Regions from separate parts of the Homo sapiens genome. Here region 1 is linked to region 2. The links are chromatin loops, found by intact Hi-C in ENCODE. Cell type or tissue: psoas muscle. All regions are shown on one strand. Links, peaks and the distances in the headings refer to the core of each region. The heading gives the core; the rest is flanking DNA.

Region 1 (12,054 bases), core at 1,610-9,609, 50 kb before region 2:
CATGCCCGGCTAATTTTTTGTATTTTTAGTAGAGATGGGGTTTCACCGTGTTAGCCAGGATGGTCTCGATTTCCTAACCTCGTGATCCACCCGCCTCGGCCTCCCAAAGTGCTGGGATTACAGGTGTGAGCCACTGTGCCCAGCTGTTAATTTTTTTTTATTTTTAGTAGAGATGGGTTTTCACCATGTTGGCCAGGCTGGTCTTGAACACCTGACCTCGTGATCCACCCGCCTTGGCCTCCCAAAGTACTGGGATTACAGGCGTAAGTCACCATGCCCAGCCGAGGTCTTTAATTTTTAAGAATGTAGACCGCATGAGGTGGCTCACGCCTGTAATCCCAACACTTTGGGAGGCCAAGGTGGGCAGGTCACCTGAGGTCGTCGGGAGTTTGAGACCAGCTTGAGCAACATGGAGAAACCTCGTCTCTACTAAAAATACAAAATTAGCTGGTCATGGTGGCGCATGCCTGTAATCCCAGCTACTCCGGAGGCTGAGGCAGGAGAATTACTTGAACCCAGGAGGCAGAGGTTGCAGTGAGCCGAGATCGTGCCATTACACTGCAGCGTGGGCAACAAGAGCGAAACCCCATCGCAAAAAAAAATACAGAGTGTAAAGCGTGCTGAGACCAGAGTGTTTGAGAGCTACTACTCCTAACAAATGTATATTGGAAGAGAAGTCATATTATGATAAAGTCTAGGATGTGCTTTAATTGTAACCTAGCACAGTTTCTTGTATATCCGTTTTTTTTGTTTTGTTTTGTTTTTTGAGATGGAGTCTTTGTCGCCCAGGCTGGAGTGCAGCAGTGCGATCTTGGCTCGCTGTAACCTCCACCTCCTGGGTTCAAGTGACTCTTCTGCCTCAGCCTCTCAAGTAGCTGGGATTACAAGGGGCCTGCCACCACACCTGGCTAATTTTGTTGTTTTAGTAGAGACAGAGTTTCACCATGTTGGCCAGGCTGGTCTCGAACGCCTGACCTCAAGTGATCAGCCCGCCTTGGCCTCCCAAAGTGCTGGGATTACAGGCATCAGCCACTGTGCCTGGCAATGTGTTAATATAATATTTGAACCAGACTGGATAGAATTATTCAGTAAACCATGTAAATACACATTTAGCTAAGAAGGAATATTGGTGGCGTGTGAAGATGGTAAGTGTTTTTATGTCAGTAAACAGTGTCTGGTTTATCTTGTATTTTATAGATTCTGAGACCTTTTTTTCCCACATCTTAACATCTTTGAAATTGAGATGTCTTAAAATGGTGATAAGTCATAGTCTAATGGGCAGCTTTTTTCTTTCTTGGTGTGTCATAAAATAATGGTGTGTCATAGATGTAATGAAATGTGCTAGTGTCTCTTTTTGTGTGGAGAGGAGAAGGAAACATACTGGATAGCAGTTCAGTTCTTGAGCTACGGGATATGGTGCATTAAATGTTACTCTTCTTTTTTTTTTTTTTTTTGAGATGGAGTTTCACTCTTGTTGCCCAGGCTGGAGTGCAATGGCACGATCTTGGCTCACCGCAACCTCTGCCTCCTGGATTCAAGTGATTCTCCTGCCTCGGCCCCCCAAGTAGCTGGGATTACCGGCATGTGCCACCACGCCAGCTAATTTTGTATTTTTAGTAGAGACGGGGTTTCTCCATGTTGTTCAGGCTGGTCTCAAACTCCCGACCTCAGGTGATCCGCCTGCCTCGGCCTCCCAAAGTGCTGGGATTACAGGCGTGAGCCACCGTGCCTGGCCCCTAAATGTTACTCTTATCAGGCACTTAATTGACTCTGGGCAATTGACAGTGCACTCATTGTTGGAATATTCTATTCATAAAGCAGTTATCTTTATTTCAAGCAAGAAAACTAGATTTCAATGCTAGAATTCAAGTCTTTTAAAACAAAGTGTAAAACTCATATTTGTGTATCTTTTTTAATATGCAGAGCCTTTTTTCTGTTTAACCATATTGTTGATTTTCTCCTCTTTATATATGTATATATATATTTAGTTTTAATTGACATATTTATGGCATACAGTGATACTTCTATAGATGTATTCAATGTGTAATGATCAAATTGGGCATATCTGTCACCTTATTTATCACTTCTTTGTGTTGGGAACATCCAAAATCCACTCTTCTAGTTATTTGAAAAGACAAAATATTTGTTTTTATTTATTTATTTATTTTTGAGACGGAGTCTCGCTTTGTCGCGCAGGCTGGAGTGCATTGGTGCAATCTCGGCTCACTGCAACCTCCACCTCCCGAGTTCAAGCAATTCTTCTGCCTCAGGCTTCTGAGTAGCTGGGATTACAGGTGTGTGCCACCACACCCGGCTAATTTTTGTATTTTTAGTAGAGACGAGGTTTCACCATGTTGGCGAGGCTGGTCTTGAACTCCTGACCTCAAATGATCCACCTGCCTTGGCCTCCCAAAGTGCTGGGATTACAGGCATGAGCCACCGTGCCTGGCCATAAGTTGTGTTTGTTTTTTGTTTTTATTTTTGTTTTTTTGAGACAGAGACTTGCTCTGTCGCCAGGCTGGAGTTGAAGCACTTCTCCTGCCTCAGCCTCCCAAGTGGACTACAGGCACGTGTCACCATGCCTGGCTCTTTTTTGTATTTTTAGTAGGCACAGGGTTTCACCGTGTTGGCCAGGATGGTCTTGAACCCCAGACCTCATGATCCGCCTGCCTCAGCCTCCCAAAGTATTGGGATTACAGGCGTGAGCCACTGAGCCCAGCCAAATTTTTTTTTTTTTTTTTTTTTTAATTTTGAGATGGTATTTCGCCATGTTGCCCAGGTTGGTTTTAAACTCCTGGGCTCAACTGACCCGCCTCCCAAAGTGCTGGAATTACAGGTGTGAGCCACTGCGCTCAGCTACAATAAATTGTTAATTATGGTCACCTTCGAATGCACACTAAGACTTATTTCTCTTATCTATCTGTAATTTGGTATTTGTTAACCGATCTCTGGCTACCTCCCCACCAGACTCTAGTAACCACTATTCTGCTCCATTTCTATGAAATTAACTTTTTTAGCTCCCACGTATGAGTGAGAATATGCGATACATGTCTTTGCGTGCCTGCTTTATTTTACTTAACGTAATGTCCCCTAAACTCATCCATGATGCTGGGAATTATAAGATGTGGTTTTAATTTTTTTATGGCTGAATAGTATTCATATATAGTGTATTACATACCACATTTTATCCATTTATTTGTTGCCCACATTTTTTTGTTGTGTTTTTATTTTTGAGACGGAGTCTCGCTCTGTCAGCCAGGCTGGAGTGCAGTGGCGCAATCTCGGCTCACTGCAACCTCTGCCTCCAGGGTTCAAGCAATTCTCTGCCTCAGCCTCCCCAAGTAGCTGGGATTACAGGAGTCCACCACCACGCCCGGCTAATTTTTGTATTTTTAGTAGAGACGGGGTTTCACGATCTTGGCCAGGCTGGTCTTGAATTCCTGACCTTGTGATCCACCCCCCTCTGCCTCTCAAAGTGCTGGGATTACAGGCATGAGCCACCGCACCTGGCGAAGTTGCCCACATTTTTAAATTTCTAATAGGTTTCTTAAAAAAGTTACTGAATTCTATTATTAACATTTTAGTGTCTCTGTTTTATTCTGTATAAAAATAATAGGACCATTACATGGAGTTATGAAGATAGTGTATGAATAAAAAGCCTAGGCATCCTTAGAAGTACGTTTTAAAAAGGAGAATAGGGCCTTGGAAAAGCACAGAGTTGAGTCTATCAGAGAAGGCTTCCTGGTGGAAGCAGAATGTCATAGAGACAGGAGATAGATGAGCAAGAGGGCACTCATGAGGTATGAGGCGGTTGGTAGGTTATCTTGATTAAAGAATCAGGTTGTAAATAAGTTACTGTTAAGTACATATGTACTAGTATGTACTAGAGCGTGGCGTTTGTGACCAAGATTATGTGGGCTGCTGTATGGAGAAGGGGCTGAGCTTTTTATGATCTGACACTCTGCAACCAGTAGGGCCATACCTGATACTTTTCTGGAGGTGTGATCACTTATCAGTCAGCCAGAGGAGGACTCTTGGTAAAGAATTTACTCACAGGTTGAAATCCAATCATGGTTGGCAGGGTTTTAATGAATTAGAAGACAGTGAATGGATTTGTGGCACATTATATGAGAATGATTGAGATAATTTTTTGAAATGCCTCTGCTTTTTCAGGTGGCTCATGACTGTAATTTCAGCGACTCAGGAGGCTGAGGTGGGAGAATCACTCGAGGCCAGGAGTTTCTTTTTTCTTTTTTTTTTTTTGAGACGGAGTTTAGCTCTTGTTGCCCAGGCGGAGTGCAATGGTGTGATCTCAGCTCACTGCAGCCTCTGCCTCCTGGGTTCAAGCGATTCTCCTGCCTCAGCCTCCTGAGTAGCTGGGATTACAGGCATGTGCCACCACACTGGGCTAATTTTGTATTTTTAGTAGAGAAGGGGTTTCTCCATGTTGGTCAGGCTGGTCTCGAACTCCTGACCTCAGGTGATCCACCCACCTCAGCCTCCCAAAGTGCTGGGATTACAGGCATGAGCCACTGTGCCGGGCCGAGGCCAGGAGTTTCAGACCAGCCTGGGCAACAGAGCAAGACCCTTTATCTTGAAAAGAAAAAATCATAGACTTTTTCAGATGTGTGACATTTGAAGAAGTAAAATACAGTGGAATAACTATAGGCTTCAGTCACAGATTGGATTTGTTATCTCTTTGCCTTGGTTTCCTCAACCGAAAAAGGAAGGAAATACTTATAATTTGTTTTGAGGTTATTTTATATGAAATGTATGTGAATGTATTTAGCATGTAATTGCTTACTGGACAGATCAGTTAGGAATTGTAGTTGGCTGGTAGTAACAGTTCTGGAATAATGTAGTTGTGATGGTAAGTTAGGGAGGCAGATAAGGGCGGGCTTCATGTCATCAGGGAATCCAGATTGCCGCAGTGTGTATTCCCAGCCCTCTTCAGTGCATTACTTAATCTTAAAGGCATCGCTTCTGCCATCACGTCACTGTTTCATGCAGTGGGAGGAAGAAAGGGGTGAATAGGCAGAAGGCTAAGAGCTAGCTGAGACTATTCCCCTCCTCCAATGACCAAAGGAACTTTTCTGAGTGTCCCTCCCTACACATTGCCCTGATCATCCTGAGCTAGAAGTGTCTCGTTGCAAGAAAGGCTGGGAAACAAGGCTCTTTGACTGCCCTGAATACAATCGGGGTTTTGATAGTAAGAAGGAGAGAATGGATACTGGGTTGGATCACGTACAGTGTCTTTCACAGTGAATGTTGTTTCGCTTTTTTCTTTCATTTACATATTTGGGAGCATTATTGTATAGGCCTAGCTCCCATGAACTGTCCCACATTGTGGATTTTATTTTTTTCTTGTTTTTTTTCCACCTGGAGAACACCGTGAATTTTTGTTTATGAATATCTTTTTTTTTTCGAGACTGAGTCTTGCTCTGTTGCCCAGTCTGGAGTGCAGTGGCGTAATCTTGGCTCACTGCAACCTCTGCCTCCTGGATTCAAGCAATTCTCTTCGTCAGCCTCCCGAGTAGCTGGGATTACAGGAGCTCGCCACTACGCCCAGCTAATTTTTGTATTTTTAGTAGAGACGGGGTTTCTCCATCTTGGCCAGGCTGGTCTTGAACTCCTGACCTCGTGATCCACCCACCTTGGCCTCCCAAAGTGCTGGGATTATAGGCGTGAACCACCGTGCCTGGCCATTTGTGAATATCTTATGTCTTTCGGGTTCTGCTTTGCTGGGGGACTGGGCTTATGTGATAAAATTACTTACCTTGAGCATTAAAGGAAAACAAAAAGTTAAACTTTTTTTTTTTTATTCATAGTTTAGCTTGTACCCTCAACCTTTAACTCAGAGGACCTGATTTGGGAGTTCAGCGGTGGTTGAAGGTTGGTAGAGGAGAGGCAGAGTGTTGGGAGGAAAGGAGACTGCCTGGAGGACCGTCCAGGGCTTTCGTCCTTGGCTCTGTGCGGCTCAGAGACCTTGGGGCTTTCACTTCCTTCTTGGGTTATCTGTGTCCTTATCTATCAAATAAGGAGTTGGTTTAGATGATTTTAAGTCTCTCCAACTTGAATATTCTGATTTTATATGTAGACATTATACATGCAACTCTTATTTTCTGTGTGTGTGTGTGTGTGTGTGTGTGTGTGTGAATGTAAAAGGCCTTCACAACCATATGTATACCTGGTATTGCCTTCTAGGGAATACAGAATTGAAGATAGAGTTATGACATAAAATCTCATTTTGAATCTTATTCTCTTTGCAGAGAAATATGCACAGTAAAACTAGATAAATTCTGCAATTTATTACCTTCTTGGTATGAATTTTTACTAGGGCTTTTTTAGAAGTTCAAAGTAGAAAACCTTTTAACACCTTCATTTGGAATTTTAAAATGTGGCAGTGAAATATTTCACATTCAGAAACCTGTGTTAATGTTAACTAGGAAAAGTCTCAGTCTTACGCCATTAGTAATGATGTGTTGTTATCCTTTCATTTCTAGAAATGGATCCCTGGAATTAGATGGAGTATTGTGAAAGTATAATTTTAAACAAATGTTTTTGTAGAGACAGGGTCTCACTATATTGCCCAGGCTGATCTCTAACTCCCAGGCTCAAGTGATCCTATTACTTTGGCCTCCTGAAGTGCTAGGATTGCAAGTGTGAACCACCATGCCCATCCTGAAGGTATAATTATTAAAATGCTATCCAGTGTTCATAATCTGCTTATCTAATAATTCAAATGCTTTGTTTGCCCTGCTGAGGTCAGACTTTGGCCTACTCTGTGAATGAATCAGTTTTTGCTGTTGTTACGGATGGTAGAGTTGAGTCAAGATGTTAATGGCCCTTGTCCAATATGGGGAGCTAGTTAAGAATGTCTTCTGATTCTATCCTGTGGAGTGAGAGTATCTATTTGTTCACTTGATGGAAACTTACAGTTCCCTCGTGTCTTGTTTCAGTTTTGTTTTTCATGTGGAATACATCTAGAGAGACAGTATGGCTTAGTGGATGGGACAGGCCCTTGTGAGAATTATTTCAAATAATTTTGTAATTTCAACCCAGTAAATTTCTCCATCACTGTTCCTGATCCCTGGCATTATGAACAATAGGTTTCAGAAAGCTTCCATGTTTTAGAACCTCTCCTACCTGAGATTACAGGTGTGAGCCACCACATCTGGCCAAGGTGTTATAGATTCTTTAACCTAAATTTGGCTTATTACTTGGAAATGTTATTGAGGAAATTGGTTATCAGTTTTATGATTTTCTAAATTACTATATAACTTCTAGTCACATAAAAAGTGTCTAAGCTTGTCCATAGCAAGAGAGGGCTGCTTCAAATTATGATTAATGATATTGCAGAACAAACTCTGGGTTGGTAGTAATATTTATTGGTTAAAATATAGTAGTAGGCCTTTAACATGGATATGACTGTAGATCTTTATTTTAGCTGCCACATAGTTGTGAATAAAACCAAACTTACGAAAAGCAGGTAAAACTTTATTTTATTTTGGAAGTTAGTTGATAAGGGTAATTCAGATTGAATTGCATAATAATGGCAATATTAAGTTTCTTGTTTAACAGTTATGGACTGGAAATTTTTCTTTCAGCACTTGGGAGGCCGAGGCGGGTGGATCACGAGGTCAGGAGATTGAGAACATCCTGGCTAACACGGTGGAACCCTGTCTCTACTAAAAATACAAAAAATTAGCTGGGCTTGGTGGCGGGTGCCTGTAATCCCAGCTACTCTGAGGCTGAGGCAGGAGAATAGCATGAACCTGGGAGGCGGAGCTTGCAGTGAGCCGAGATCATGCCACTGCACTCCAACCTGGGCGACAGAGCGAGACTCCTTCTCAAAAAAAAGAAAAAAAAGAAAAATCTCAGATACAAGCCAGGCACTGTGTGTGCACTTGTAGTCCCAGCTACTTGGGAGGCTGAGGCTGGAGGATCGTTTAAGCCCAGGAGTTCAAGTCAGTCTGGGCAATATAGCAAGATCCCCATCTCTAAAACAAAATAACTCAGATACATATAATTAGAATAGTATAAATAAATATCTGTATACCACCCTACTATGTAGACTCAATATTTTGCTATATTTGCTATCTCATATTTTTGGCTGAGCCATTTATAATTTGCAAATACTGTGAGACTTCAGTGTAAATACTTTAACATGCATCTTCAAAGAATAAGGACTGTTTTTCTGGGCACAGTGGCTCATGCCTGTAACCTCAGGATTTTGAGAAGCCGAGGCGGGTGGATCACTTGAGGTCAGGAGTTCGAGACCAGCATGGCCAAAATGTTGAAATCCCATCTCTACAAAAATTAGCCAGGCGTGATGGCGTCTGCCTGTAATCCCAGCTACTCAGAAGGTTGAGGCAGGAGAATCACTTGAGCCCAAGAGGCAGAGGTTACAGTGAGCCGAGATCATGCCATTGCATTCCAGCCTGGGTGCCAGAGCAAGACTCCATCTCAAAATAAAAATTAAAAGGCCAGGCACGGTGGCTCATGCCTGTAATCCTAGCACTCTGGGAGGCTGAGGTGGGTGGATCACCTGAGGTCAGGAGTTCAAGACCAGCCTGGCCAACATGGCAGAAACCCATCTCTACTAAAAATACAAAAATTAGCCAGGCGTGGTGGCTGGTGCACACCTGTAGTCTCAGCTACTCAGGAGGCTGAGGCAGGAGAATTGCTCCAACCCAGGAGGCAGAGGTTGCAGTGAGCCGAGATCGTGCCACTGCACTCCAGCCTGGGTGACAAAGTGAGACTGTCTAAAAAAAAAAAATTAAAAAAGAATAAGGACTTTTCTTACATAAACACAGTACCATTATCACACCAGAGGATATTAATAGTAACTTCAATTATATCATGTAATATCCATAGAGGAAATATTGAAATGGTGAGATGTTTTGTCTAGCCACTTTCAAAGAAAGAAAGCCTGTATTTTTACATTTTAAACAACAGTAATTAGACAAAGTTAGCGCCAAAAAGATTGGTTTGAAACCCATGCAATGTTAGTGGGAAAAATGTTCTCATTCATTCTAATAATTTATGAAGTCAGCTTTTTTTTTTTTTTTTTTTTTGTGACAGAGTCTCTTGTTGCCCAGGCTAGATGCAGTGGCGTGATCTCAGCTCACTACAACCTCTGCCTCCCAGGTTCAAGTGATTCTCCTGCCTCAGCCTCCCAAGTAGCTGGGACCACAGACGTGTGCCACCATGCCTGGCTAATTTTTTGTATTTTTAGTAGAGACAGGGTTTCACTGTGTTGGCCAGCCTGGTCTTGAACGCCTGACCTCAAGTCATCCGCCCGCCTCGGCCTCCCAAAGTGCTGGGATTACAGGCGTGAGCCACCATGCCCGGCAAAATCAGCTTTTAAATTAGGGTTTAAATTTGCTTTTGTAGCTGCATATTTTAAAAAGTTTGCTTGAGCCCAGCAGGTTGATCCTGCAGTGAGCTATGATTGCACCAATGCACTCCAGCCTAGGTGACAGAGTGAGACCCTGTCTCTAAATAGATGAGTCCATTTTTCTGCCCTTAGAAAATATAGAATGATGAGTACAATTGGACCCTCAAGAGTAAAGATCAGAGACAGTGACACAGTCTAGCAGAAAATAATGGTACCTGCTGCAAAGGGTCATTGTTACCAAGTAAGTGAAATTGTGTAGTAGTGGTTAGCACAGTATCTAACACATAAGCACACCAATGTTAGCTTTAAAAAAAAAAATCACGTGTAATATATATTGATTTGGAACTATAAACACCAGGACTTTTTTTTTTTAGAGGCAGAGAGTCTTGATAGGTTGTCCAGGTTGTTCTCAAACTCCTGGCCTCAAGTGATCCTCCCACTTTGACCACCTAAACAGTGAGCCACTGTGCCCGGCCAACACCAGGACATTTTAAAGATTGCTTTTTTTTTTTTTTTTTTTTTTGACTTTTTCTAGTCATTTGTTTATTACATTGTTTTCAATGACAAAATATTTTAAGCACCACAACAAATATGTGGAATAAAATAATGAACAGCATCCATTTCCCAGTTGTCAGATTTTAACATTGTCTTCAGAACTTTTTTTTGAGGTAATAACACCTGAAGTTACACTAAAGCCTCCTGTGATGTCTTTCCTGATTCCGCTTCCCTCCCTGTCTTCTTGAATTGTCATCATACCATTCATGTTTATTTTCTCATATATGTATGTATGTAGTATTTTGTATGTTTATATAAATATACATTTTGATTCAATATTACTTTTAAGATTTATTGATATTATTAGAAGTATTCTAGTAGCTTTACTTCATTTGTTTCCAGTTCATTTATATTGAGTTATATGTGTACCATATTTTTTCCATTTTGTTAATGCACATTTAGGTTATTTCCAGTTTTTCACCGTTATATACAGTGTCATAATTAACATTTATGAGTGTCTTTTTGAGCACATATGTGTTTTTCTGGGATAGTGTTTTTCAAGCCTTTTTTGTTCACTAGACACAGTAAGAAATGTATTTTACATTGATACCCAAAATATGTGTGTGTTTATTTGCATAATGTTCATATATATATGCATAAATATTTACATGTAATAGAAATTATAGTTTTATAAAATATTTACCCTGAAAAAATATTTACGCATACAATGTGAGAGATGCATACTTGAGATATGAATAAATATCCCTTCATTTAAAAATAAGCTGATCAGGACAATATTTGACAAATAATAGTCTAATGTATGTAACCTGAAGCAGAATTGCTGCTTTGACAGTGCTCATTTTCAGCTTGGCGAGAGATGAAAAATATCACTCTTCAAAGTAATTTTACCAAACTCACATTCCCATCAGCAACATATGAGAGTTCCTGTTTATTCATATCCACACCATCATTTATCCAGCTTTCTAACATTTTGCCTATCTGATGGATGTGAAATGGTATCCCAGTGTTTTCTCAGTTTATTTTCTAGTCAAATATTTTTGGTGCCTTCTTTCTGTCAGACCCTGTGCAAAGCAGTAAAGATGGTAACAAGAGAGGTGAGACATGGCTTTCCTATTCTAGGGAGCTTGCATTCTAGGAGAGAGATGAACTTTGTCTCCCAGTGAGTGGCAAAGGGACACACAACGGGGTGCAATGTGCAGCCTGCCTAGGGAAATGGGGCTGTTCCAAGAGATGAAGTTTGACCTTGGTCTTGAAAGATGAGTGGGCATTTTCAGAGAGCTGTGGAGTTGAGGGGCATTCCGGGTGGAGGGGAGGCAAAGGCATAGAGCTGTAAAACCACATTATTCAAGAAACTTAATGAGTGTTCATGACTGTAGAGTCCCAGGATTGGTGAGGCCAAGGAATAAGCAGAGGAGAGCCTGCAGATATGGAGGCAGGTGGAGTTGTATGCTGCCGGCACCAGACTCATTGAAGGTTTTAAGTAGGGTGTTAACAGGAGTTTTATTTTGTTTTTACAAGTCTAGGAATGGATTCTGGTATTAAACGTGATGGTCAATCAAGTTTTTGTCTTAATTTCAGTTTCAAACGCATTAGCTTAGCTGTTTACTATAGTCTTTTTGAAACAGGTAGATAATAGAAATTATTATATTTCCTTTGAACTAGAGTTGGTCATTTTCTATTCTTTCCTAGCATATGACACATTTCCTTTCATCCATGTGCCTTGTTTTTTGGTGCTTTTTTTTTTTTTTTTTTTTTACTTTGTTTTTGTTTTTGAGACAAGGTCTTGCTCAGTTACCCAGGCTTGAGTGCAGTGACACAATCATAGCTCACTGCAGCCTCGACCTCTCGGGCTCAAGTGATCCTTCTACCTCAGCCACCTCAGTAGCTGGTACTATAGGCGTATACTACCACACCTGGCTAAATTTTGTATTTTTTTGTAGAGATGGGGTTTCACCATGTTGCCCAGGCTGATTTCAAACTCCCGGGCTCAAGTGATCTACCTGCCTCAACCTCCCAAAGTGCTGGGATCACAGGCAAGAACCACAGTGCACAGCCTTCTTTCTTTTCTTTCTTACATGTTAAACATATACATAGAGAAAGGGTCTACATTGTATAGGCTGGTTGTGAGCTCCTGGCCT
Region 2 (12,054 bases), core at 1,712-9,711:
CTTCTGCCTCAGCCTTCGAAGTAGCTGGGACTATAGGTGCCTGCCACCACGCCCAGCTCATTTCTGTATTTTAGTAGAGACAGGGTTTCACCATGTTGGCCAGGCTGGTCTCGCACTCCTGACCTCAGGTGATCCACCCGCCTCAGCCTCCCAAAGTGCTGGGATTACAGGCATGAGCCCCACCGCACTTGTCCTTTTTGGTATTTTTTTTGTGTTATTTTTAATTGTATTGTTATTTATTATTGTTTGGATTTTTTTCTCTAATATTTTTGATCTGTGGTTGGTTGAATCCAGGGGTGTGGAACCTGCAGATATAGAGGGCTGACTGTAGTTTTCTCTTTATCTCTATGTGACAGTACTAGACATGAATTGTAAATTCTGGGTTTTGTTATGGATGGCCACGTGAATGGTTTCCAGGAAATGTTTTTTGTTGTTTTCTTTTTGGCCTTGGAGGGGGGATGAATATGGGGTTTATTGAGATAGGAGGGAAAGTAACATGGCTATTACTTACCAAATAATTGAATAGTGTTTAGTACTTTTGAAGAATCAAGTAAATTGCAGAATGAATCTGCTTATTTTTTAACTCTGGATCTTTCCAAGAAAAGTATCTTAATCTGAACGTGGTACACCTATTGATTGTAGTAGGTCCCTGACTCTTGAAGGAATTAATTTGGAAGGTTTTCAGAAGATTAGGGGATAATGTTTAATTTACACTCAGATTTATTTTCTAATTTGGAGATGTAGTTCTGATGAACATTTTTACTTTTATTTCAGCACCATATGAAGGCGGAGTATGGAAAGTTAGAGTGGACCTACCTGATAAATACCCTTTCAAATCTCCATCTATAGGTATGTTACTACTTGGTTTTTCTCCTTAGAGAGTTTTGAAATCTAAGGGGGAAAAATCTTACATTTCAGGGGAGGTAATTAATGCCAGAAATGGCTGTCTAATTGAATTTTTCCTTTTTTGGCTTTGGTTAATTAATCAGTGACTTTTGGGGGGAACTTCTATAGTGTGTTAGAAGACGTTTAAATATACTCTTTGCATAATTATAATGACCATTACTTTAGATTTTTGTCTTTTGGTGTCAGATTAAACCAGCTTTAAGGCCCCACTGTTCTTTAAGCTGTTAGCAGGAAAATAATAAACATATCTTAAGTCTAATTTTGAATGCCAGATTGCAAGAATGAATGTTACATAGTATGTGTTTTAATCCTATCATTTTCAGAAATTCTCCCTAGATCCTACTTTGCTTTTTTGTTCACTCCAACTCTGGGTACCTTACAATTAAATGACCCTTTGCAGTCTTCCCACCTCCAGTCTCTTTAGCCCCCTAAACAGCAGAAGAAAGAATAGAAACCTCAGTGGGGTTGTACAAAGAGGTACTTTCTCCTCACCTTCATCTCCTTTTACCTTAATGGGTGATGTTATTTACCTGTCACCCCCATTGAGGCACTCAGTGACAGATCTATCTGATTGAAGGTGGACACCTTTAAATATTTGGAGACTGTAGAATGGTAGTAATTTAGTTAATTTAAGCCAGCTTTTTTTTTTTTTGCTTCACTTTATACATGTCTAAAATATTATAAAATATTGAACAATTTTAAGTAAGAACAATAAAATTGTAATATATTGAGCATTCTCTGAGAATCAGACTAAGCCTCATGTTCAGAATTGCCAGAGTTCAAACATTTTGCTACTGCTGTGGGCTTTTTTTTTTTTTTTTTTTTTTTGAGACGGAGTCTCACTCTGTCGCCCAGGCTGGAGTGCAGTGGCACGATCTCGACTCACTGCAAGGTCCGCCTCCTGGGTTCACGCCATTCTTCTGCCTCAGCCTCCCGAGTAGCTGGCACTACAGGTGCCTGCCACCACACCCGGCTAATTTTTTGTATTTTTAGTAGAGACGGGGTTCCACTGTGTTAGCCAGGATGGTCTTGATCTCCTGACCTCGTGATCCGCCAGCCTCGGCCTCCCAAAGTGCTGGAATTACAGGCGTGAGCCATTGCGCCTGGCTGCTGTGGGCTGTCTTAAGAAGTAATGCCCGATATCCTGGAGTCTAGACCACTCCCCACTACACCCCCACTCCTAACCAGTTGAATCAGAAATTTCTTTCTTGCTATAGGGGCCTCTAAGTTTCAGCGTTGTGAATGGTAAAGTGGGAGTGGAGCTGTGAGGTGTTGAGCCTTTGAGACAGCCCCCGAGCACATCTGACTTAGCACCTGTATAGGTGTAGAAACGTATACGCCTGTACACCTTCTCCTTTTGAGAGGGCTTTTCTGTTGTGTTGTGGTTCCCTGTCCCCAGTTTATTCATCTTCTAACTTTAGGGTGTTTCTGTCTACTCAGCCATTTAAAACTCTTATGTTGGTTAGTGATAGGACTTTAAAGCCTTTATAGAAGTCCATGCAAGTTCATTCAGATACATTTCATAAATACCTGTTTACCTAAAGGCTAAAAACTGGCATGCTAAGTCTAGTTTTGTTAACCCCACATTCCTAGTCAGAAAGGAAACAATAGAGCTTGTTGAAACTAAGAGTGAACTTATAGAAATGCAATTTCATATCCTGTAGAAATGTTATTTCTCAGACCTTAATGTATTTTTTCTAGATAATATGATTATCTCATCATAACTTTCTAGGTAATAATGTCTAAACTTTAGGCATTGCTTGTTTATTAACTAATGACACAAAAAGCCTCCACGCTTTCTTAAATTAATGATGCAATATGAAATTTGGTTGGGACAAATGACTAAGCTAATTTAACTTCTTCATAATTGTTTCTTTTGCCTTTCTGTGTGCTTTCAGGACTTGATAATGCCTACAAATGTGTATCATCTTCTGTTTGGAAAGTAGATTTAGCTGAAATATTTGTACAAGCTGTTCTTGTTTCCTCTAGAGGAAGGTTGCATAAGAGAGTTTCAATCAGTTGTGCGGGGTGACCCATTTTCAGGTCATCAACAGTGTAATTACTGTTGAGATGTGCTTTAAGCATTCAGAAAGGTTGTGGCTCACTTAGAAAAGGCAAGGATTCCTTTTTGAGTTGTGTAGATAGTTGTAAAATTATACAGAAGGGCGAGGAGGTAAGATCAACCCAATCTCAACATTCTTTTTAAATCTTGCCCCTGTTGTATCTGGGTAGGTGTAGTGTTCTTCCTGAGCCAAATTTTGAGCTTTTAAACAATCAGCTGTGCAAATTTAGATCAAACATCTTTAATGCTTGGCTCTTGGAATTTTGCAGTGTCTATGTACTTTGTTCTATTTTGTGTGTTTGTGTATGGATGTGTATTTTAATTGTATAAATGACCCATATCCATTAGAGCAATGTAAGAAAATCTGTAAGCCAAAGTAAAGAAAAATCAAAATGTCTCATAATCTTATCCCTTAAAGGGTGTCATTATTTACATTCTGGAATATGCTCTTTAAGACATTTCTCTCTGAATATTTAAATATATATATTCAATATAATGTGATATGCTTATCTTTGGGACACTCTCCAAATATAGTTTTAGAGGGCTGTCAGTAGTTACATGATTGCATGAGATGTCCCTTTAAAACAATTTGCATCTATAAATGAGTGGGTATTCGAAATAGTGGCATAGCTACTTTTTGGAAAGAAAAGGAATATAGGTAGACACCTTGGGAGGTTATGAACTTATTCTTATGATGCCATTATTGTTTCAAACACTTTGAGCTCTTTTTTTTGGAATTTTACTTCTGTTTCAGTATCATAAGTGATGGCAAATCTTGATGCTTTGAAGCTGGATGTGAATTTTTGAAATGGCTAACAGTCATTTAAGCCCAAAGAATAAGATGAATGGAAAAACGAGTAATATCAATTGGGGTATAAAACCGGCCCTCTAGGCACTTTGAAAAGAGTAAAAGATATAAAACTCCTTTAATCAACTATAACATCGCTGAATATTTGCATAATTTTCCAGAGAGACTGCTTTGAGATGAATCATATTTGAATCTTTTTCTGATTTACTTGAAAATTCAGACTTTCATATTTTTCATTCAGAAACATTAGTTCCTAGAGTGCTTAGCAATACTGCTGGGTGTTACTGTGTAGGAGTTAGGAGAGTGTGATTGGTCAGTGGACTGGTTATCAGGGTAGAGAAGTTCTGGCCCTGGTTCTCCTTGACCATGAGAGAGATATGCAGCTGACCCATTGTTTTCTCTGCTAGAAAATGAGATACTAGAATTAAACAGATTCTGCATGTTTGATATGACCAGTGTATTAAAACTCGGGGTACCTGGCATCCTGCTGGACATGACGAAGGCTACAGAAGATCTTTACTGGTTAGGAGAGAAGAAGAATGTAAATAAAATACTACGTGTACTTAATGGCATGGTTCCATTGTTTTTTAGGAGAGGTGTGAGTCAGCACCTCAATTTAGAAGAGAGAGCGTAAGGAAGACATAAGTTTCTACAAGAGAGATTGTCTTCACAAAAGCTTCAGAGTTGTTGAGGTGTGCATGAGGACTTTAGAGATACTCATTCAGAACCCCAAGTAATCCCCAGTTCATGAAGATTTTGTTTTATGCAAAGAAATTGCTGCAGAGACTGCCATAGCTCACACTTCTCGAGGTTCACAGTTTTTAGCCTTTGATACTTGTGCTCAGCTGTTAAGTGAAAGCTTTCACCAAACAGACTTGCAGTTACAGTGTGGGTGAAATAAAGATGAATGATCTCATAGAAGAGGGTAATACAGAGTAATTTTTAATAAAAAAAAATAAGCAGAGGATACAAAATGGTTTTATGTCTAATCCAAAAGAATGCAGATTAAAACGAAAGTACAGTATATGATTTGTCAAACTGGCAGATAAAACAGTGTTAGAAAAGGTATTATGATACAGCCAGTCTACCACTATGTATTGCTTGGTAAATATTTTATATCCTTCAAATAATTTTATTTAAAAAGTTAAAAATTATCTAAAGAAATATTTAGAAATGTGCACTGTCAAAAGAATACGTAAATTTTAGTGTTATAATACTTAAAAGTCAGAAGCAACCTAAATGACCCAGTCGGTGATAAAGTAGCTAAGTGATAGTGCATCTTAGTGGATAAAATGTTTTACCCATTAGTCATGTTTTAACACCTCTTTGAAGGGACACACAGGAAAATGTTTTTTATATAGTACAACTCTAATTTTTTCCTATACATTTCACATTTGAATGCCAAACTATTGATGTTATCCATAGCTGTTCAGTTAAAGGAGACTAAAAACATACTTTTCTGTAATTTCCAAATAGTCTACAATGTTTGCTTTTATTATAAAAGTAAATATTTTTAATCATATTGCAAATGTATGTCTTTTGACTGTCCTGTCTGTATCATTGTCTGAGTCTACACTTTGCTGTCTTTTGCTCTAGAAAGCCATCAGGCTTGGCCAGAATTCCCTGTGGTAGCTTGCTCAGGACCTGCCTAACCCACGTGTTTCCCAGCAGCCTCCCTTCTTTTTTCCTTTAAATTTTAATTATGTGTGTGTATAAGTGCACACACTGTTTTCCTTCCTTTGTTTTCTGCTTAGAGTTTAGAGTTTAGTCCATCTCAGATACTGTCTTTACGCGCAACTTTCTTCACTTCTTTCTTCCCCCTTTTTCTCTTCTCTTGGGTGGTTACCTCAAGTACTTCTCACCTTTTTCTTTTCTGCCTGACTCTTCCACTTCCCCCTTCCGTTGTTGCATTTTTCTCTTCATATGAACTGAAAAATGCCCCTCTTTAGAGCTAATAATCATAATGGGGATACTTTTGATAAGCCTAAGCCAAGGGAAAAAAAATATAAAAGTCTTCTAATAAAAGATACAGGGCCGGGTGTGGTGGCTCACGCCAGTAATCCCAACACTTTGGGAGGCCGAGGCGGGTGGATCATGACCTCAGGAGATTGAGACCATCCTGGCTAACACAGTGAAACCCCGTCTCTACTAAAAATACAAAAAATTAGCTGGGCGTGGTGGCGGGCACCTGTAGTCCCAGCTACTCAGGAGGCTGAGGCAGGAGAATGGCGTGAACCTAGGAGGCGTAGCCTGCAGGGAGCCAAGATCGTGCCACTGCACTCCAGCCTGGGCAACAGAGCGAGACTCTGTCTCAAAAAAAAAAAAAAAATTATATATATAAAAAAAATTAAATTCAGGGCTTATAGCCACTAAAGATCTTGCAACATCCAGAAGTTCTCTTCTGGATCTATTATATTCTCCTTCATATCATATCTACTTTACTTAAACACTAGCATTCCAGATAAAATTAAGATGTCATTTTATCTTACATTTAAATGATTATTGGCTACTATTAACAGAATTGTATCCTAATTTCAGATAGAACTATAGAATATTTTAGAATCTTTTGTAAATAACTTTAAGAGCAGCCTAGGAACCCTGTCATCATTTATACTTCTTAAAAATTAGAAAACTGTGTTATAAGGTACAGGTAACAAGTTTAGAAACCAATTTGTGAAATGCTACCGATCTATATCTACATATTTTCAGTGAGGAGGACCCTCTACTAGGAGCAGGCTGTATGCATTGCCTCTGGGTTGCAATTTGATGATACCAAAGCTGGGAAGGTAAGAGAAATGGTTGAGAACAGGATTCTGGAGGGACTGCTGAATGGTTTGCTGAATGTTGGTAGAATGGTCAGGTACAAAACCAGCAAGCTCGTGCTGCCATAGAACTTGATGTGAGGCCGAGCGCAGTGGCTCATCCTGTAATCCCAGCATTTTGGGGAGGCCGAAGTGGGCACATCACTGGAGACAAGGGGTTTGAGACCACCCTGAGCAATATGGAGAAACCCCATCTCTAAAAAAAAAAATACAAAAATTAGCTGGGCATGGTGGTGTATACCTTTAGTTCCAGCTACTCGGGAGGCTGAGGTGGGAGAATCACTTGAGCCCAGGAGGCAGAGGTTGCAGTGTGCTGAGATAGCATCACTGCACTCCAGCCTGGGTGACAGAGTGAAACCGGTCTCAAGAAATTAAAAAAAAAAAAAAAAAAAAGAATTTGATGTTAGTGGCATGAAGCAAGAACTTGCCAAACCCATTTGAGTAAATGGAGACAAAATGAAAAAGTCATGGGCAATACAATAGTTAAAATACTCTGAGCTGGCTGGGCGTGGTGGCTCATGCCTGTAATCCCAGCACTTTGGGAGGCTGAGGCGGGTGGATCACGAGGTCAGGAGATCGAGACCATCCTGGCTAACACAGTGAAATGCTGTCTCTACTAAAAAATACAAAAAATTAGCTGGGCATGGTGGCGGGCGCCTGTATTCCCAGCTACTTGGGAGGCTAAGGCAGGAGAATGGCGTGAACCCGGGAGGCGGAGCTTGCATGAGCCAAGATCGCGCCACGGCACTCCAGCCTGGGCAACAGAGCGAGACTCTTGTCTCAAAAAAAAAAAAAAAACTCTGAGCTATATTAATGGCCTTTAAAATTGGGTCAAACTATCAGGATGGTTTAGGTTGCCCTGTTCCACTAGACTGGACAGCCTGTCAGAGTTCCTCTTAAATCTCCCAGTCTGGCATATACTCTGATAACCAGTGTGCCATAATTCTTTTTTTTTTTTTTTTTTTTTTTTTTTGAGACGGAGTGTTGCTCTGTCACCTAGGCCAGAGTGCAGTGGCAGCACCATTGCAGCTAACTGCAACCTCTGCCTCCCGGGTTCAAGCAATTCTCCTGCCTCAGCCTCCTGAGTAGCTGGGATTACAGGCATGCTCCATCATGCCCTGCTAATTTTTGTGTTTTTTAGTAGAGACGGGGTTTCACCATGTTGGCCAGGCTGGTCTTAAATGCCTGACCTCAGGTGATCCACCCACCTTGGCCTCCCACAGTGCTGAGATTACAGGCGTGAGCCACCGCGCCCAGCCAATATATATATATATTTTTTTACTCATGCAAGTGATAAAGGGAACTGCATTAATCTTTTTCATTGTCAGAATAATAGACTGTTCAGGCATTATACATTTTTTATTTCACTCTGGCCAGAAATGACCTCACACTATTTTTGGAGTGGAGGTTTATAATATGGCATGACTAAACTACCTATAGAACTTAGAATACTTACCATTTTATCTTATGTCTTCCTAGATGGAATCATTCTAGAGTTACTCCCTCAAGAACTAGCATGAGTAACTTCATTGAGCAGTATTTAAGCAGGGATGGGCCAGTATTTGCAGTAGAGAGGAGTTTGTCATTCACAAGAGGTTTCAGGTTAGTCATTTAACAAAGGCCTACTTGTACCACTGTATTTTCACAAATAAAATGAATTCTGTGACTGGGCACGATGACTCATGCCCGTAATACCAGCACGTTGGGAGGCCGAGGCAGGAGGTTCACTTGAGGCCAGGAGTTCGAGACCAGCCTCACCAATATGGTGAAACCCCGTGTCTACTAAAAATATATATATATAAAAAGTAGCCGGGCATGGTGGCGCGTGCCTGTAATCCCAGCTACTCGAGAGACGGAGGAAGGAGAATTACTTGAACCCAGGAGGCAGAGGTTGCAGTGAGCTGAGATGGCGCTGCTACACTCCAGCCTGGGCGACAAGAGTGAGACTCCGTCTCAAATAAAATGAATTTTGGGGCTGGGGAGGCAAAATTCCATTCAGATCACCTGTGTACTTCTCTAATAACCGTGGTTATGACTTTAGTCCTGTCCCAAACAGTTACATAATGGCTACTCTGTAGTGATCTATATCTTTTTTTTTTTTTTTTGATACAGAGTCTTGTTCTGTTGTGCAGGCTGGAGTGCAATGGCACAATCTCAGCTTACTGCAACCTCTGCCCCCCGGGTTCAAGTGATTCTCCTGCCTCAGTCTCCCGAATAGCTGGGATTACAGGCATGTGCCAACACGCCAAGCTAATTTTTGTATTGTAGGAGAGATGGGGTTTCACCATGTTGCCCAGGCTGGTGTCGAACTCCTGACCTCAGGTGATCTGCCTGCCTTGGCCTCCCAAAGTGCTGGGATTACAGGCGTGAGCCAACGTGCCTGGCCAATGATAAGTATCTTTTGAATTCCAGTAGAGAGAAACAAGGTTCTAGTAAGTAAGGAAGGTTTTGTAAAAAAATAAATAGAGATAATGCTATGAGAATATAAGCCATTGTTAAAAGCTCTTTTACTGGTGTTCTGAAAATAACATTTTTCAAAAATTATGTCTGGCAGCTGAGGCTTTGGCTGTGGCATACATCATCCTTCCAATCAGTTTCACAAAGTTATTGGATACCTACTGCGAGCTGGGCGTTATTCTGGGTGCTGTAGATACAGAAGTGAACAAATTGCTCTCTTAATACTTTATGTTCTTTTGGAGTGCGAAGATAAAGCAAAATTTAAAACTTCTGATAGCTTTATGCAGAGAATTAATGGATAGAATAGGTACCTTGGATCAGATATTCAGGAAGGGTCTGACAAAGTAAATTTAAGCTGAGACTTAAAAAGATTAAAAACAAAACAAAACAAAAACCAGCCCTGATCCTCCAAAATCAGGGGTAAGAGCTTTCCAGGCAGAAGAAATTTTGAGTACAAAGGCCCCAGCCTGGAAAACTGGGTAAAATGTGAGGTGTGTGACACACGGGCCAAGTGGCAGGCAGGGTTGAGTTCACAGACCGCTTTGTAGGCCAGGTTAAAGGCTCGACTTTCATTTTAAATGTAATAGAAAGATTACATAGTTTTCAGCAGGGGAGTGAAAGGTCTGATTTTGTTTTTTTAATGATCATTCTACTGCTGTGGGGCAAGACACAGTGACGGGATAGAAGCACAGTTATAAAAGCTTTTGTAGCCGGAGATGCTGGTGGCTTGGACAAGGCTGCCAAGGTCAAGAAACTTTGTTCTAGACATACACCGCTGTGAAGACATGTGGCTCCATTAAGGAAATCATCCAAGCTGGACTGCAGTGGCATAATCGTGGCTCACTGCAGCTTGGACCTCCTGGACTCCAGGCATGGGCCACCACGCTTGGCTAATTTTTTTGCATTTTTTGTAGCCATGGGTTTCACCATGTTGCTCTGGCTGGTCTTGAACTCCTATACTCAAGCGATCTGCCCACATTGGCCTCCCAATGTGCTGGGACAGCAGGTGTGAGCCACCATGCCTGGCCTGTTTTTAATTTTTAAATGGAAGATTCTGAAGGATTTTAAAGTGCTTATTGTAGAGAGATGTTTAGAAAAGGGAGAGCTTGGTGATGCTGGAGTTGGGAAGAGAATTGCAGGAGCACCACCATCGAGAAGGAAGGAGGGAGCAGGATCAGAACCCAGAGGCCTGGTGTTTGAGAAGAGGGGAACATGTGTGCAAGCTGTTGAGGCAGGGAGAAAGAGTATGTGTGCAGGGAGGAGTTTAGAAATTTTTATGGAAAATGAAGAATCCTGCCAATTGGCTTTCATCTTCTCAAAGAAAAGGGACAAGGCTATTTAGTGAAAGAACTAGAGGAGAGAGTTAGGGGAACAAAGGGAGAGAAAGAAAGTAGATTTGCAGGATTGTGGTAAAATGTAACAGTCATGGGAGACTGGGGGAGCGACCCACTAGAGAAAGGGGAAGGGAAGATTGTAGGTGATGCTGAGTCCAAGAAAGGCTGTTGAGCATGTTTAGATAAACTGGTATATATTTGTTTACTTATGTCTCTCCTCCCTGCCAGCTCAGTAGATGTGAACTCCATGAAGGCAGCCCCTGGGTCTGTTTTGCTACCACCACCCCTGTCCTCCCAAATACTCACTACTCAGGGCCTGATACAGTGCCCTTTCTGCAGAAGAATATTCGTGTGAGTGAATGAATGCCTACCTACTGGTACCCTCAAGTCCAAGTTGAGCAAATGTGAATGATGCTTCCTGTGGTAGCTTTGCTAGATGGGCATTTTGGAGGGGAGAGGACAGGGGATTTGCAGAGGATTGCTTGAGAGTGAGGATGGTGATGGCTCTTAAATCTTAAGCTGAGTAAGAAGCCAGTGAAGATAAGAGGGCTGGTAGTTGGGAAGAAAATGGGAGAATCTGTGGATTACAGTTAACAGGTGAAAGAATTAATGATTCCTGGGGTGGGAAGCTTTTGGCAAGGACAGGGGATTGGTAGGATAGGAGATGTCTAAATTTGTGATTGTGGAGGTAAATATGTAATTGTGGAGGGAATGACAAAGGTCAGGGTATGTCCTGGGGAGCATGAAGTGGAATGGAATAGAAGGTCACTGAGGAGAAGCTTAAGAAACAAGCCGGGCACGGTGGCTCACGTCTGTAATCCCAGCACTTTGGGAGGCCGAGGCAGGCGGATCACCTGAGGTTAGGAGTTCAAGACCAGCCTGACCAACATAGAGAAACCCCGTCTCTATACTAAAAATACAAAATTAGCTGGGCATGGTGGCACATGCCTGTAATCCCAGCTACTCAGGAGACTGAGGCAGGAGAATCACTTGAACCCCGGAGGCAGAAGTTGCAGTGAGCCGAGATCGCGCCATTGCACTCCAGCCTGGGCAACAAGAATGAAACTCTGTCTCCAAAAAAAAAAAAAAAAAGAGAGAGAGAGAGACCCGGGTGTCAGGAGTATGGTCTATATTGTCACCAAAAATGACAGGAGTTGGGGCAGAGAGCAACTTGGGGGCCAAGCCAGGTGCTGAAGTTCTCAGTGAGAGAAGCCAGTGGTCAAATGGGCCCTTTTAATGTGAAACCTGCTGTGAGCAGGCTGTAATGTCTAAATTCATTTACCTTCATCTTGTTATTAGCCAGAGTAAAAATAGTACAGTTAGCTTTCCCACCCCATTCCCCAGGCTGCCACCTCTAAGGATAACCCTGCTTTTGCATATGCTTGTTACTATCAGAGGACTTGTCCATTTCTTTCTTTTTTTTTTTTTTTTTTTTTTTTTTGAGACGGAGTCTCGCTCTGTCGCCCAGGCCGGACTGCGGACTGCAGTGGCGCAATCTCGGCTCACTGCAAGCTCCGCTTCCCGGGTTCACGCCATTCTCCTGCCTCAGCCTCCCGAGTAGCTGGGACTACAGGCGCCCGCCACCGCGCCTGGCTAATTTTTTGTATTTTTAGTAGAGACGGGGTTTCACCTTGTTAGCCAGGATGGTCTCGATCTCCTGACCTC

Evidence for each region. Hi-C counts contacts between places; a loop is a spot of excess contacts. Peaks named below come from ENCODE experiments on the same cell type or tissue, not always from the same donor. Only the 100,000 strongest peaks of a DNase experiment are listed, where the experiment ranks them.
Region 1: it touches region 2 in a loop (1.8-fold over the local background); 10 of 110 quality-filtered maps call a loop at or near these places.

Annotation. Positions count from the first base shown.
Region 1 is chr7:129,918,718-129,930,771 of GRCh38, reverse strand. The region is part of intron 1 of UBE2H (ubiquitin conjugating enzyme E2 H); the gene reads left to right. Among named protein-coding and RNA genes, the nearest start is that of UBE2H, 28 kb to the left of the region's middle. In psoas muscle, for the core only: no CTCF peak of the experiment used is centred there; no DNase peak of the experiment used is centred there; H3K27ac peaks cover 4,323 bases.
Region 2 is chr7:129,868,363-129,880,416 of GRCh38, reverse strand. UBE2H (ubiquitin conjugating enzyme E2 H) reads left to right here. Exons shown (of 7, transcript NM_003344.4): 3 at 775-849. Among named protein-coding and RNA genes, the nearest start is that of UBE2H, 79 kb to the left of the region's middle. RefSeq lists an enhancer at 140-641. In psoas muscle, for the core only: no CTCF peak of the experiment used is centred there; no DNase peak of the experiment used is centred there; H3K4me3 peaks cover 1,512 bases; H3K27ac peaks cover 3,495 bases.